Linked DNA regions of Mus musculus: region 1 is linked to region 2. Evidence: chromatin loops called from intact Hi-C (ENCODE). Cell type or tissue: heart. All regions are shown on one strand. Links, peaks and the distances in the headings refer to the core of each region. The heading gives the core; the rest is flanking DNA. Region 1 holds the start of Prox1 (prospero homeobox 1). Region 2 has its middle 35 kb from the start of Gm38452.

Region 1 (8,324 bases), core at 153-8,152, 520 kb after region 2:
TTGGCGCGCCACCTCCGCAGCAACAGGCGGGGGAGGGGACATGGCGGGGACAGCGCGGGCCTGGCGATGGCCCACATCTCCCTGCCGCGTGGGACACTCGCGGCCTGGGATCAGGTGGCTGCCCTGTTCGGTCCGGTGTGCGCCGAACCGGGGCGAACCGAGCTGAAAGGCAGCTTATGGCTGCTAAGGAAGGAGGCGAGGGCCGCAGGACACGGGTGGGGGCAGGCCAGGCAGCGGGCAGGTGGCCCGGATCCCTGCACGCTCGGCGGCGAACAAGCCACAGCATCTATCCCCCCCGGCCTGGATGCTGCGAACCAACGGAGAAGGCCAGGCAGGAGTGAGGACAGGGGGCACCGCGTGGGAGCCCCGCTCGCGCCTGGCGCCCGCCGAACACACTCCCCGCCTTCCAGCCCTTCCCATAGTTTTTCCAGTACAGCGGGAGTGTTCCTCGCAGGCTTTGGAAAGCCAGCACCGAGGGGGCTCCGACTCGGAGAGAGGTGGCCTTGGGCATGAAGACAACAGAAGGCCACGCGGCCACTCTCGTAGAGCATTACAACCCTGCCAGGCTGGAAAGAGTGGCGGTGCCCAGAGGCTTGGCGTGATTTTGCCCACTGTGCCCCGCGTGCCGTGGAGTCTGCTGACACGAGCACTCTCACCCACCCCACTCCCGCGCCCCTGCGGCCGGAGCCTGCCTTTTGTACTTCGCTGACAGCAAGACTGGCTGATCACACCCACTGGTGGTGGCGGCGAGTGTGTTGGTGTGTGTGTGAGAGAGGGAACATTCCACTCTGTGACACCTCCAAGTACGGGGAAGAGCACCCTGTTTGTCTCCGCAGGAGTCCCACCGCTTATCTCTGACCAAAGCGCTCTTCCAGTTTCCCTGTTGTGGACTGAAGAAGATAAGATAACTCTGTGTGTGTGTGTGTGTGTGTGTGTGTGTGTGTGTGTGTGTGTGTGTGTGTGTGTGTTTAAAAAGAAAGAAAGAAAGAAACAAAACCGAAATCACAGACTCTCTGCACCCTGGCCCTCAAAGCCTGGGAGGGGTTGCAGATGAACAAGCAATCTCAGGGAGTCTGAGCAGCCCCACCGAAGGCCTGGCGAGTGCCTCTCGCATCGCAGCCCGGTGCAGTGGCTGGGTTATGTAAGTAAGAGCCCTCCCTGCGCTCCGCACCATCTGTTAATATCTTGATATTGGAAAGTTCGGTGCCTGAGGCAAAGCCAGGGCTGGCGGAGAATAGCTTCCAGCCTACTCCTTATTCTTCTAGGGCAGGGAATACCCTCCCCTGGCCCTTTGTTCGTTTCTGTCCACTTCCCCGCATCAAGCTGTCCTATGACACACACTCCCTCGGTCACCAGTAACCCTTCATTCCCGTGGGGTTGTGTTTTTCTTTGAGGTCACCTTGTTGCGTGTTAAGTCTTTCCTATGAATGTTTACGAGTGTGGCGATCCTGTGCCATTTTATGGTAAAATGTGTGTGGGTGGGTGCTCTTTTTGTTCTGGTGGGGAGAAAGCTTTATCATTATTATTATTATTATTATTATTATTATTATTATTATTATTTTAAATCAGTTTTTCTGACAGTCCTCATGGCTCCCAACTTCTTTGGAGGGACTCGCTGGTGTTTACTTTGAAAGCTGTTGGTTAAACAAACATCACTCGAGGCTTCTGTGCAGTGGCGTCCCCAAGAGAGAGCTGCCACAGCTGCTACTTGCCACTGATCTGGTGGCATTTCACTTTCTCCCCCGCCACTCAGAACAAATCCAGGTTGGGTTAGGCGTCATGCTGGGAACAGGGGAGGAGAGGAAGAGGCCAGCCGTCAGCCCGCCTCTAGGCGACGTGCAGCAGGCTGGTCTGCTCCCGCTGCTACAGCGACCTCCCTCTCGTCCCCTCCTCAGGTGGGTGGTGGTGGGTGGGTGGGCAGGCAGGAGGCCTCCAAGGCTCTCCAGCATCCCGCTCTCGGTTTGCCTCTTCATTGGATCCGCTTGACCCCCCCCCCCCCCGCCCCCAACATCTTTTAGGCACTGGTGCCTGCTGTTTGTAAGGTTTCAGATGACCTATAAAGCAATGCTTTCCCTTCCTGGCCCCTAAGGGTTTTTAAGAAGAAACAGGAGGAAAAAGTCAAGGCAAAGTGTGTTCAGCCCGGATGCACAACTGCTTTTCGCTAACAACACTTTAATCACTCTTCAGATAAGCCACTAGTACAACCTGCAAGAGCGCGGCTCATCCCAAGACGAATCAGAACTTGTGCTCACTTTAAGTGTCTAGGATGGTGCTGGCCAGGATGGGCAAAAGAATGGTTTGCAAGGAGCTTGGCCCCTGACTTCGCAGATGTAGCCGGTATTTAGGACACCTCTGGTCTCCAGGCTGACTGATAGCTTTTTCTCTATCAGAAAACAAACCGCGAGTCGGCAGAGATAGGGGCCCTGGGCCTCACGACCGCGACTGCTCTAGTGCGGCTTGGAACCCAGGGGAGCTCCGCTTAAGCCCTGGCCAGACAGCACGCCGGGAGCTTGGCTCACGCGTGGCCTGGACAGTTAGGGGGCAAGACAGGGCTCGGCTAAACCTTTCAGAACCCCAGGTCGCCACCCCAGCTCACACGCCCAGCATGGCCAGCGCTCGGCTTTCCACGCGCAGCTCCTGTGCCCTACTGCGGGCTGCGAACTGCTGCAGCTGAGCCTCAGAGGCGCAGGCTGTCGGTGGGGAGTTTGCTTGTCTGTCTGGTGGTTACCCCAGCTTTATGTCAGGCCTATTTTGTCCCTCTGCGAGATTGATAAATGACTTATTTGAGGGCACGCAGGAAACTTTTCCCGCCGCCAGATCCCAATCGTGTCATGTGCAAAGCGTGCGTCCGAACGCTAAGTGCAACTACAACAAACTACAACAGAGTGGAATCTCTCCGTCCACCCTTGCCTCTTTTCTCCCCCTCCAACCTCCTTTCTTCCTTCCTCTGTATCCTCCCTTTTAGCCGTCGAACTGACGCTAACTTACAAGCGCAAACAGATTCTTCAAGAGAAAAAATAAAGGGTCGAAAAAATTCTCGAATCCCAAATTCCACCCTTTTCAGTACATCCGTTTACCTCAAAGGTGTCCAACCCATATTTCACCCCCATCTAACGGGCACGTGAGTGGGTAATTTCACTCCCTGGCCCCGATTTACGACAGGAGTCCATCATTGGAGGTGCGGGTAGTGTACTGAGCAAGCGCTGGGCAATGCTGTTTCCCGACTTGAGCTCGGGAAAGTCTTCAGGCAGTCAAGGAGGTGGGAAGACGGATAGGTGTGCTTAGGTGAGCTTTTTTTCCTGCACACCCACCTACCTCTCTCTCTCTCTCTCTCTCTCTCTCTCTCTCTCTCTCTCTCTCTCTCTCTCTCCCTCCCCCCCCCTGTCCTTTTCAATATTTGAATTCCGTGCCTGCCAAAAGTTTCCCACAGGGCACACACTTCAGACATACACACTGACACCGTTGTTCGACTCACAGGGGATTAATATCCTCTCCCATTCTGATAAATCGGAGAAGGTCCTAGAGTGTGCGCGGCAGACGATGGCGGCGGGTCTGCTGGTGTACTCGCATCTTATAAATACCCTGTCACAACACGTTTCAACCTTTGATCTGATTGAATTGGAGGGACTCAGAAAAAATTCTTGTCCCCACAGCACCTTTTGTAAAAGTCTCTAATCTCCTAGGTATGAACATTTAAAGTGCTTCTCAGCTCTTGAGGCTCGGGGTTTATGGAGTGTTTATGTCCACACTGCCTCTTTAGTAAGCGCTGCTGTTAACTGTGCCCAGGGAGAGGACCATTCAAGCTGAGGCTGGAGGCTCTTCAGCATTTGTCAAGGAAAGCCAAGGCCCTCTTTAAGAGCCACGTTATCTGAAGAAACCTTGCTGCTAATTTTCACCCAAGATGTCAAACCAACGTGTGTTTTATGTGGCTTTAAGTATTAGAGTCTGAGATGTCTTGCCCAATAAACTTTTAAGTTTGTCATTCAGACTTCGAAATCATGTGAATCCTATATCGAACTAGTTTCTTTGGCCATGTAGGGATGTGCGAACTGGAGAAGGGTGGCCAGAAACGATGTTTATAGCATATGTGGTCACTATGCCTACAATTGAAATAATACTTTTAAAGGTAATCGGGGGCGAATTCCTATAAATTCTGAGGTCTGATTGACTGGGACTCAGCCAGTGCGGGTAGAGGTTTTTAATATCAGACTTAGCGGCCCCAGTGTGAAATCTCTGGCACTTATTTATTTTTTAAAACCTAAGCCTACCTGTGTTTGCTCATCCTCTTTAAAAGGAAACTAGGGTGACTGGTCCTATTGATACTATCTATGATCATTTCCAAAGCAGAACGAGTTGTGCCCCCCCCCCACAACATTCCGCCCTTTATGCCACCCCGACCCTTAAAATATCCACTTTTTTTTATCCTGTATACTTTTCCGAGCCTTCCTCCATCCCAGTCTGGGGAGTGCTCCCGGCCGCTGGGAGAACTCCATCATCTGTGTCAGTGAAATGGAAAAAAAAAAAAAAAAAAAAAAAAGACCTGCGTCCTGGAAGAGCAAGTGTGAGCCGGGCGCCGCGGTGCACAACGCCCGCAGATGGCTCGCGGCGGCCGGGGCGCGGCGATCCAGGCGCCCCAAGCAGTGGCAGGGCGGGGTGGGGGCCGGGGCTGGTGGCCCGGGCGGGGGAGCGCTGGGCCCCCCTCTCCTCCTCTCTCCCCAGCCCCTCACCCCCACCCCTTTTATATATATGTATATTTTTTTCCTCACAAGTTCTCTTGCCTCGCTATCCCCCCTTGAATCCGAAGGCGCCTCGCGATTGGGTGCTGGGACCGGGTACGTCAGTGGGACTGTGACGTGCAGTCTTCCTGTTTCCTTCAGCTGTGTCTTAAAGTAAATCTTGTTGTGGAGCGGAGCCCTCAGCTGAGAGAGCGCTGGGAAAGCGACGGCCACTGCAGCCGGGGAAGCCGCGCGGCGCACACAAGCCTCTCCGCCGTGCCCGCTGCTCCTCGGGCCACCGCTCCGCGCTCCAGCCCTCGCCGCCTTCTCCGCTCTCTCTCCCCTTCTTTCCCCGGGCTCCCGGCTCTGCCCTGCGCGCCTCTCCCCTCCCCTCCCTCCTTTCTCCCCTCGCCTCTCAGCACTCGCCCAGATCACTCGCTCCCGCACAGACTCACCGACCCCTGGGCCAATTATCACCAGTAAGACATCACCGCGTGCGCGCGTGGGTTTCTTCTCTGCCCGCAAGAGAAGAAGAGAGGGGGAGAGAGAGAGAGAGTGAAAAGAAAGAGAGAGAGAAAGAGAGAGAGTGGCTGCGCCCCGCTGCTGCCCGCACCGCGTAAGTATCTTCACCCGGTTGCTGTCCCCTCCCCTTTTCCAGAATCGCTCGCACTGGCTCGTTCTTGAATGGGAAAGAGAGAGAAGAGCCTCCCGTTACTCACACCCGTGTAAACATTCTTTTTCCAAGGGGGAAAATGGTGTTATTTACATGAATCGTGATCAAATAGCCTCTAAAAACAGTTTTCTAAGCAGGAGGCTCAGTGGAACTCCGAGCTCCGCTCCTCCCAGTAAACGAAGAGTAAGTGACCTGCTTGGCTTTTATTTCTTTCTCGCGCCTGCCGGTGACTGGGATGATGGTGGCGATGGGGGGAGGCTGGTGTTGCTGGACTTGTCGCTGATCTTGTCACCTTTTGTGTACTGTGTCTGGGATGCGCTGAGGCTCTGGCTTTCTTTTATTTTGTATTATTTTTATTTCTTTATTTTTCTTGCACTCTTTTCAGGGGAGGGGGCCGCGAGGGGGATGAGTCCCTTTTGGTTGTTGTTCTTCTAGATTTTTTTTTTCTTGCAATCTTCCCAGCTTCTTCTTTTTCTTCTCCGGGAGTTGAAACTCCAGGGCCTGTCCCCGAGTCCTTCTCCCTTTGTCTTGTTTATTCTAGCTGCCTTTCTTCCCGGCTTTCCCTATTTGCTTGCTGTTTGCATACCTTTCACTTCTCCTTTTTTAACCCGGGGCAGAGGGCCGGCCGTGGGGAAGAGGGCGGGGAGGAGGGGGCGCCCGGTGACTTTCCTCTGTGTGCTCAGCGCCGGGAGCTTGCACCCAGCTCTGCAACAGAGGAGAGACGAGTTGGGGGACGGTCCGGTACGGAGGAGCGAGCGCGGTGCCAGTCCACCCAGTCTGCTTGCGCCGCGCTGGGAAGCACTGAGTAGGGGGAGTTTGCCCGAGAGCCTCAGGGGTCGCTAGTGGGGCGACCTGGACGCCGCACCGAAGAGGGCCGGCCCGGGGTCGGGTTGTGCTTGGGCCGCCCATAGACGAGAAGAAGCTCCCAGCCATTACTGGCACGCTTGGGTGGTGGGCAGCTGCGCCCTGGCCTCGCTGAGTGCCGCTACTCTGCTGCCCCAGTTCCTAGGACTGGGGAGGGAGGAGAAGAGCCCAGCAGAGTGGAGAGGTGAGAGTGATTGTTGCTGAGAAGAAGGACGAGGAGGGCGGGAGGAAGGGGGAGAGCTGCTATCTTGCCTGAACAGACAAGGGGAAGAGACGGGGAGGGGGGCGGTAGACCTCACCCAAAGTCCAGCTGAGCAAGTTGTCGTTGCCTTTGCTGCGCCAGCCGGTTAGTCCTGCTAAACTGAGCGCCTATGCAGAGAGCGATGGGGGCCGGGGGAGAGCAGCGAGCCACACTCAGACTCTCCCACCCCTGCCTAGCTTCTTGGGAAGTTGAGTCTTCCTGGCGGCTCAGAGCAGAAGCCGAAGGAGGGGCTGAGAGACAGTCTTAAGTAGCCCAAGGTTGCTGGTTGGAGCGCGAAACGCTGTTCTTGGCAGCCCAGAGCCCTTCTCTGCCTCGGGGAAGGCTGGAACCGCACCTGCTTGCTTCTATTTTTCCTAGAAGATCTGTGTTGTCTCCTTAAGCTAATGAAAACAGAACAAGCCCAGGGTGGCCTCCTCTCTCAGAGTCTCCCTCTTGTTCTCCCTTTCCGAGTTCTGCCTGCTTTTTTACCACCCCCTTCCCATGCCCCTCTGTTAAAAAAAAAAAAAAAAAATCATTTCCTCTCCTAAACCAGTCAGGCAAAAGTCTGTTAACAGAACGCACATGGACAGGGCTGGACAGGTGTGTTGTGTCAAGAAAGACAGGTGCAAGTTTCCTGGGGTCTGTCTTTCTGTACAGCTCCAGACTCCAGGCTTCTGGGACGAAGGGGTTTGTGAATTTATGGTGGTTCTCCTTAACGGGATTGTCAGGCTAATGGGAATCAGGCTCTTGGCTGTTGTGTCTGAGCCCCTGCCGTGAGAGGGTTTTTTTTGGGGGGGGGTAGTTTGTATTTGTGTATTTGTCTTAAGGATGTTGGCAGGTGACTGCTGAGGTCATATCTCAGGCTTCTGTCTGCCAGCCTGCCAAAAGCAACCCCACCCCCAACCCCCACTTCAGGGCAGCAGGTGGAAGGAGTTGACTTTCTCTTTGCTTCCCTCCAGTTTATGCCTCTCTGGCAAGTCGGTGCTTAGAAGGGGGGTTGGGGGGAATCTCGTGTGTGTGTGTGTGTGTGTGTGTGTGTGTGTGTGTGTGTGTGTGTGTGTGTGTGTGTGTGTGTTGCACAGCAATGAGTAGTTTGTAACTGCCTAAAATACCAAAGCCAGTTCACAACTGTGAAGGCTATTAAAGCTTGTCTTTGTAGTGTTTTTTTTCTCTCCCTGCCCCAAAAGAATAAGTGTGTGCCTAAACTCTTTCAAACCCTGTGTTAAATACTCTCATAAAGTGAACCGTGCCTGCCATTGTATCAGACATGTGCCAGGTGTCCTAGATAGGACTTTGATGGAGAGGGAGAATCTAAGTCTGTGAGAGGGAGCTGGGCTTTTGCTATTTGATGGAAGATCTGGGCAGCCAGTTCTATGAAGAGTTTCTTGCAAGAACTTCTGAGTGTTTTCAGAATGAAACAGGCTGCTTGCAGTGAGAAAGAAGAAAGTCTGCTTTTGTGCAGGAGAGATGTTGGGATTTCTATGTAAGTCTGTCTAGGTTCTTAAAACTTAACCTTCTGAGGCCGTGTCTCCTGTTTGAGTTGTATGGGAATAGGCCAGATGATAAACATTCCTGTTGGTTAGTTTTGTTATTTGGGGTTATTTGTCTTTGTTTCCATGAAAATGAAAGATACATGTCACTTAGTCTTTTAACTTAAACATTAGTCACCCCCTTCTATAACTTTCTTTGTATGCTTTTGAAGATTTTAATAATTAAAATGTTACCTATGACTATCTTCATATACCTTATTTTTAATAGGCATTAGCCATGCTTGGCACTTACTGATATTTTATGTGCCTGTTCTGGAGAAATCTACTCATTTTAGTCATTA
Region 2 (8,324 bases), core at 66-8,065:
TTTCTCAGGTTGGGTGGGAATTGAACTCAGAATTTTGTGCATGCTAGGCAAGGGTTCTGCCAACCGAGTTACATCTCCAGGGGGCTCCTTTTGATCAATGTCATTCTGGTGGTTGGGAACCAAATATTTAAGCATCAAGATTCTGTGAATTAAGATTCAGCCCTCTGGCCTCCCTCCTCACTTTTGCATAGCAACAGAATGCTGGTACCCAGAGGCAGTCACAGGTCCATATGGACACAGGCTTCCTGTTCATTGTGCAGCTCAGCTCTCCTCTTTCCAGATCTCTTTAGATGCTTGGATTTATGAGGGAAGAAAGCAGGGATGCTAATTCTTCTACCCTTCGTTCTTGCATAACCTCTGGTGCTGGGCCTTGAATTCCGGACCTTGTGCATTCAGCAATCACCCTACCACAGAACTACACCTACAGCCCCTTTAAGATAGGGTTTTACTGTATAGGTCTGGCTGACCTCAAACTCATGACACACCTCTGCCTTCCAAGTGGTGGAATTTCAGAGGTGCACACTATGTGCATCTCCTAGATTATCTTTAGAAGCATACTGCAGTCAACACAGTGCTGGAAGAGACAGAGATCGATGCTGTCGGTCCAGCCGCTTTGATAGTAGAAAGTAGACCAAGGTGACCTCTGTGCAGCACCCAGCCTCCCAGAGGTCAGGGAGGGGCCACGGAAGTGACTTCTTCATATATGGTTGGCCAAGAACAAAGCACAGGCTGGTGCTTGCAATGGCCAAACAGATGAGGGTGTGAGGGTGGGCACTGCTGAGCGTGGGGTGGGGGGGTCAGCCTGTACTAGCTAGAACCTCTATCTCTGGCCTATTTCACATGGGGTCCTGGAGTGGCTGCCCATGAGCCTGAGCCCAGCATCCTGTCACATGTGCATTGAGAAACCCACCAACAATGGAGCACGGGAGGCTCCCAGGGGCCTTTGTGGGCACACCTTGGTCCTGCACATGGTCTGGCTGTGGACGTTTGCACGTGGCCTTTGTGGCAGAGAGAGCAGGCTTCGTCCTCTCTCCAAGTTCCTCTCTCTATGAGTTTAGCAGCAATTGCCCTCAAACCATTTCTGTTGGACCTTCTCTAGGGAGCTTCTGCTTTGTCATTTAAAATAGTTCGGGAACTTCGGATTTAGCCCAGTGTCAGAGCAGCTTATTTGGTCTGTAGGCGTTTTTGTTTTTAAAATTCATGACAAGTTCCTTGCAACATGTTTTATTATATTTTCGCCACCTGTTCTACCTTGGGGGTGGCATTAAAATCTGGGGCTATCTAGCTGTCTGTCTTTTCATTTTTTTTGTGAAGTTTCCCTATTTGCCATTTATATGTGTCTTGCAAACACACACACATAATGTGAATTTAAATATGTACATGCCCATCTCCCTCTTTATTTTCTCCTCTCTTCCCCTGTAGCTTAATTGACCTTGAACTATAGTTATATCTCGGAACGTATGTATTTTGCCAGGCTAATTATGGAGCTTTAAATGGTAAATTTGTAAAACAGACACAGGGGAAAGCTTTGCCAGTATAAAGTGTTATCGCTGGGAGAAATGACCATTAATAGCAGTGCATGCACACATGGATCTATACTACTGACATTCTAAGAACTAAGCCTTTAAGGTAAATGCACCGGAAAGCCCCATGACCTACTGTAGTCTTCAGAGAAGCAGCAGAGGCATGGGGCACGGGACAGTGTTACAGATGGTGTCTTAGTCAGGGTTTCTATTCCTGCACAAACATCATGACCAAGAAGCAAGTTGGGGAGGAAAGGGTTTATTCAGCTTACACTTCCATACTGCTGTTCATCACCAAAGGAAGTCAGGACTGGGACTCAAGCAGGTCAGGAAGCAGGAGCTGATGCAGAGGCCATGGAGGGATGTTCTTTACTGGCTTGCTTCCCCTGCCTTGCTCAGTTTGCTTTCTTATAGAACCCAGGACACCAGCCGAGGGATGGTCCCACCCACAATGGGCCCTCCCATCCTTGATCACTAATTGAGAAAATGCCTTACAGCTGGATCTCATGGAGCCATCTCCTCACCCGAAGCTCCTTTGTCTGTGATAACTCCAGCTGTGTCACGTTGACACAAACCCAGCCGGTACAGACTGGAAATCTAATCTCTGTAAACAGTCAGCAAGGATCACTGCAAGACTGCCAGCGTCAGAAAGCATGGCTCAGCCCTGTGCTGATGATGTCTGTGTCAATCATGAAAGGGGCGGGGGCATTTTCTAGCAGCCTATTCCAGTTTCATTCACTGAGGCTCAGTGAGCCCCTGGATCCAGCTGTGCCTGAGTCCAAACTTTCAGTGGTAAGGGAAATTATCTTCTGGATTCTATTTCATAAAATCAAAGAGGAGGAGTCAGAAACAGTGCCGGACAGCAGCAGCAGTAACAACAATAACAAACTTAAAAAAATAGTGTAATAAAACGCCCAAACCTGAATTGTCAGAATTAAGCTTTTAAACATAGTATGCACTTAGATGTGACATTTAAAATGTGAGGTATTGGACTGGTGAGACGACGCAGTGGTAAAGGTCTGTCAAGCCTGCTGTTCCAAGTTCAATCCCCAGGGTCCCCCATGGTGGGAGAGCAATCCACCTCCACATGCTTGCCATGGCTTGAATGAACCTCCCTTAATAAACGAAAGGAGAAAATATTTTAAAATGTGATTTGTAATCTCCATTTCAAAATGCCTACAGAATGTGCTACCACTGTAAAAGCACGCCAGCAGGCCCAGGAAACACAAGAAAATCATGGTTGGCTCAGAAAACCAGGCAGTTTCTGTAATGCCACCAGGAGTGTGTCATTGGGTTCCCATGCCCTCTGTAGATAACTGAGAGGTGCTGTGCTGTGAGTCTCTCTCTCTCTCTCTCTCTCTCTCTCTCTCTCTCTCTCTCTCTGGCTCTGGCTCTCATTCTCTCTCTCAGCTAGAAGCTTCCTGCTGTTTTGCTTCCTGTAGCCAGTGACACAGGGACCGAGAAGAATGACAGGCATAGTGGGAATTTGATTTTGTCATTATTAAGATCTCAGACTTTTGGGTCATCTAAGCAAGCTATTTGACATTTTAATTTAATTTAACTTTAGATGAGGCAACTGGGAGAGTGTGTACTGGGACTCACGGAAACCCCCCTGTCTCATCTGATGATGGGCTATTACTGAGCACTCTGACCATCAATTTCTCTGTCTAAAAATGGAAGTACTAGGAGATGGAGATGGCTCAGCAGTTAAGAGCATTTGCTGCCTGCCTTAGCTACTGCTCTATTGCTACGAAGAGACACAGTGACCATGGCAGCTTATAGAAGAAAGCCTATTTAGGGCTTACAGCTTCAGAGGGGGAGTCCATGGCCATCATGGCAGCAGGCAGGCTGGCATAGTGGAAGAGTGATAGCCAAGGGCTTACATCTCAAAGCAGGAGGCACAGGGCTAACTGGGAATGGTATGAGCTTTTGAAACCCCAAAGCTTACCCCCAGTGACACATCTCTAACAAGGCCACACCTCCTAATCCTTCACAAACAGTTCCTCCAATGGGGGTGGGTGGGAGGGACCACACATTCAAATATTTGAGCCTGTGGGGGACATTGTGGTCCAGAGTAGTCACACTGCTCTACCAGAGGACATGGCTCACAGCACCCATGTCAGATGATTCACAACTACATGTACGTCCTGACCTACTCTAGAAGGTCAGACCCTCTACCGAGGCCTCTGTGGGCACCTGTACACATGTGTATACACACACACACACACACACACACACACACACACACACACACACACTATTGGATGTACTGTGATGATTTATATCCAGTGAGGGGTAGTTATTTGGTTAATTCCCAAAAGTTCTATCACATGGATGTGGAGCCCACTGTAGTCTGAGGCTGCCGAGTCACGGAGCCCTGAACAGGTCGACACCTGCCAGACTCCACCGGGGAAAAGCTGACTCGTTCATTGTCTTCAGGTTTGTCTGAAGGCTGGAGCCCCTTTCTCCTGGGCTGCTTGTCTGAAGCACCAGGTTGATGGGGAACACTTGGAGAACTGTCCCCTGTGGGCGGGGTGAGTGGAGTAACTTAAGGGGTTCATCAGGCTACCACTAGGGGGTGTGACGGTTCTGATTCCAGAGGCCTCTGGAGAAGAAAGCCTTTGAGAGCTTCTCTGGAGAGAGGATACAAGCCCCAAAGAAACCCAGGTCCCAGAGGTTTAGAGGAGCAAGTGACGTGAAGAGAAGTGATCACGTCACGTAGTGGTCACATCATCAGGTCGTGCCAGTCACATCATGTTTCCAGATGGGAGCAGTGTTCCACCTCTCCTTTTTCTTTTCTTTTCTTTTCCTTTCTTTTCTTTTCCTTTTCTTTCTGTTCTTGGCTTATTTTATTTACCAATATGAACTCTTGTTCCATCTGTGTTTTTGCTTGTGTTTTTTTTTTTTTTAATTTTTATTTTTTTAGGACCAGGTTGTATTTTGAGTGATTGAATTTTGATTATCCACTATGCTTTCTTTTTAATTTTTTTGTTTGTTTGTTTATTTTCAACACATCCCAACCACAGTCTTTCTGTGAGTGGCTGACCTTGAGGTAAGCCATCCGTGGCGACCCCCAGAGCGCTGGAATGGGAGACATTATCTGCAGGCCAAGGATGACACAGGGACACACACCGTAAACCAGAGCTGTCCTTGATAAGGAGGGGCATGTTGTGAACTGTTTCCAATGTCTTTATTATGTCTAACTTGAAGGTTCCAGCCCAGCCCCCTCTCCTTTGCTGGGGCGAGCGTGGCTGGAGGACTCTCTCTGAACTGCTGGAAGAGAGGGGAGCAAGCTGAAGTTCTTGTCCTGTGTATGGTGGATTTCGCTTTATTTCTCTGAGGTTGCTGTCGAGGGCGTCCTTACCAGTGCTCCTGTTGTCTCTGAGATGGGCACCCATCGATGCTGTTATTTCAGGTGATCTGTGTTTGGATGGAGGTCAGAATGTCCTAAACCATTGTTTTCCCTGCGTTTTCTCATACTTTCTATTTATGGAATACTACGGTTTTATGAGATGTTCCAGTCCCTTCTGGCCTGGCCTGGCTCCAGCTGATGTTTTACCGTTCTTATTTGTTTTGAATGATACTAAGTGAATAATGGCCCCAAAGGCCGGGAGCCTGGGCACCGGGGCACTTCTCAAGCTGTGGCTGCATCGAATTTTGTTTGGAAGCTGCTGGAATCTTTCAGCACGGCAAGGCTGCAGGAAGCTGCCGTTGTCAAAGGGAGGAGAGGATTGAGGGTGAAGGATTCTCACCTCGTCTGAGAAGCCGGAGTCTGGAAGTGGATACTGGCCTTGCCTGCATGAGGAGGTCACACCTCTAAGCTTGGGGTCGTCATGGCAGATCTTGGGTGTAGGGAAACTCCATTTATTTGGACTTTAGTACTCTTACTTGGTATCTGGGGCATTGATCTGTGGCTTTTCTAGGGGAAAAGCATTTGGGAGCTGTGCCAATAACACAATAGGAGCAGGGTTTACATTTCTCCCCCAGTGTGTGTGTGTGTGCACGCGCGCGCGTGCACATGCATGTGGAGGTCAGAGATCAACCACAGGAACCATTCTATCTGCCTTACGTTTTGAAGTAGAGTCTCCCACTCATCTGGAGCTCGTGATGGGATGAAGCCCCAGGATTCTGCACATTTCCACCCTCATCCCTGAGGTTACAAGCGTCTGCCACCATATTTGGATTTTTGGGGATTGAACTCAGGTCCTCATGCTTGCCTGGCAAACACTTTGTTGGCTCAGCTATCTGCCTGGATCCGTCTATCTCTGGAAGGACTACATCCTCTTCTCCTCAGGCCAGCTCTGAAGGCCTCTCTGGCCACCCTTGATTAATGCAGGCATGCCATCTGGGTGGACACAGGAGTGTTGTTACAAGCTGATGAAACCCAAGTTTCTACAGGACAAAGATGACCCCGACATCAGATCACCCTCTGATGAGGCAAAACCCCAGAGCGAAGACCAGAGTAGAGTTCCAAAGTAACCAACATTTCTCCCTCAGTTGCCTTATCTGAAAAGTGGGGAGGGTGGTGGTGCTTGCACTCAGAATGCTGGGAGATTTTCTAGGCTCTGTCATGTGACTTGGTATCACTGCCACACATGAACTAGGTGAACAGTAAAGGTGGCTTTTGGTGATAGGTGCTACCTAGCTGCTGCCTGCTGAATGTTACTGGTATTTTACTTGTTCTGACAGCAGCCAGCGAGCTTGCACTCCATGATCAGAAAGCATGCAGTGGCAGTAGGAAGGGCCGTTTCAGAGCCTTGAGGCAGGAAGAGAAAGCTGACATTTATGGAGTCCAGATATGTAGCAGGCAGGCTTCGTTGTGTTTCATTATTTAGTAACTGATAACTCTGGAGGCCAGGTGACTGTGTGATAATAACACACACAGTGTTTTGTCTGTCAGAGCTTGGGCCAGGTGGAGACTCTTGCCAAGCAAGGCGGGCCCTGCTTCACCCCACAACTGCACCTCCTAGGCCACCAGGGTTCCATACCACATTCAACCTGCCAGGTCAAGCTACACAGGATGAGGAAGGACTCATTCCATTGGGGCTTCAGGGTCCCAGGGAAGAAATGGCAGCTGCCAGCCCCCACACCCTTGCCAAGGAGAGGCTACATCAGGTGTCTTTAGCAAGTTCTGTGGTCTTTCTGGGTCTTGTTTTTATCGTATGTAACATGCTTACCTTGCAGGACTGTAGAAGGGTTAGAAATGAGATCTAACGTAGCTGTGTGGTGTCCATTGCAATCCAGCAGCACTGGATGAAGCTCTAACCCTGCAAAGAGGCATTGCGGTCAGAGTGGAGTGGGCTGGGCCCCGTCCTGGTTTGGTTCCCAGATGGCACCACTGTTCTCAGAGGGAGCCTTATTGGAGGAGTGGATCACTAGGGACATATCTTTTCTTGTAGCTGGTCCCACTTCCTGGTCTGTCAGATGTGGGGAGACGAGTCTTACTTCATTGTGTGCTCGCACAGGACTGGAGCCTCCTAATGCCATGCCTTCTCTGCTATGATGGACTAGTATCCCCTCAAACAGTGAGCAAATACCAAAATAAAGCCAAACAACCCAAAAACCCTCTCCTCCCCATAGGCCTACATATATACACACATACACACACACACATATGTTACACCTGCACACATATATGTACACAGACACACTTCTATGTATGTGTGCATACATATACATATATAACACATTCATAAATACACAATATTCACACATATACACATATGTGTATATAAAGATGTGCACACATATAAACATCTGAATCTGCTTGTACACGTACATATACACAGACACACTTCTACATAAGTATGCACACATATGCACATACACACATACATAAGCCTACATATGTCTTTGTAACATTGCATAAAGATGAAAGCAGAGGTTGGAGAGGTGTATCTACAAGTCAAGGAACACCAAAGCTCGCACAAACTGGAAGCCAAGGGAGAGGCTGGGCCAGGTGCTCCCTTCCGGAGCGTAGGAAGACTCAGATCTGCTGTTGCCTTCATCTAGACACCGAGCCGAGATGAGGGCATCTTCCCTTGTAGCAGTTTGGTTTGCAGCATTTTGCACACAGCCGGGAGCTGCTATAGTTTGAGTCTTAGGTGTCCCCAGATCTATGAGCAGGAGGCTTGGGATCCAGGAAAGTGCTTTGGTTAGAGTCTTTAATAGATGGGTTTGTGTGTGTGTGTGTGTGTGTGTGTGTGTGTGTGTGTTAGACCAGCGGGAGGTACGCTCAAAAGGGGACTTTGGGTCTCTTCTTTTTCTCCTTTGGTTCTTGGCTCATAATGGTATGAAGTCCATGTGCACCGGCCATGATATGCTCCTGGTCCTGCCAAGCCCAAAGCAAACAGGCCAACCTGTCATGACCTGGATCCGTCTACTGTGTGAACAAGAATAACCGCTTTCCCTAACCAGGGTTTGCCACAGCGATTGGAAAGCCGATAGCAGGGCTCATTCTCAGCTTTGATGGACCTCACACACTTTCCTTTTGTGTCTTCCTGGTGATCCCCCACCTCCAGAGCCACTGCCTAGAGAGGAACACAGAGACATATCCATTGGACAGAACCAGAATGCCTGGGCACTGAGGCTATAACTGGACTCCTACCCGGGCTGAGCCCCTCCCCTCTCCACTTCCTTCCCACACTCATCCTCTGTGTCCTCTCCTCACGCCCATCAGCTCCATGGATCTTAGAATGATGAATGATGGTTCTCACTAACCGGGAAGCCCGCCGGGTGGAGATGTCACTGTGGTGGGAACAGCTGCTGCGAATGGTCTTCTTAGTTGTTGGTCCTCAGGAG

Evidence for each region. Hi-C counts contacts between places; a loop is a spot of excess contacts. Peaks named below come from ENCODE experiments on the same cell type or tissue, not always from the same donor. Only the 100,000 strongest peaks of a DNase experiment are listed, where the experiment ranks them.
Region 1: it touches region 2 in a loop (3-fold over the local background); 4 of 42 quality-filtered maps call a loop at or near these places.

Annotation. Positions count from the first base shown.
Region 1 is chr1:190,167,275-190,175,598 of GRCm38, reverse strand. Prox1 (prospero homeobox 1) reads left to right here and starts at 4,772. Exons shown (of 5, transcript NM_008937.3): 1 at 4,772-5,331. Prox1os (prospero homeobox 1, opposite strand) reads right to left here and starts at 5,303. Exons shown (of 2, transcript NR_151620.1): 1 at 5,171-5,303. In heart, for the core only: no CTCF peak of the experiment used is centred there; DNase peaks (open chromatin) are centred at 228, 698, 4,858, 6,608 and 1 weaker place; H3K4me3 peaks cover 7,685 bases; H3K27ac peaks cover 7,484 bases; H3K27me3 peaks cover 36 bases.
Region 2 is chr1:190,691,548-190,699,871 of GRCm38, reverse strand. No RefSeq gene overlaps it. Among named protein-coding and RNA genes, the nearest start is that of Gm38452, 35 kb to the left of the region's middle. In heart, for the core only: a CTCF peak has its summit at 4,099 (motif pointing right); no DNase peak of the experiment used is centred there; H3K27ac peaks cover 311 bases.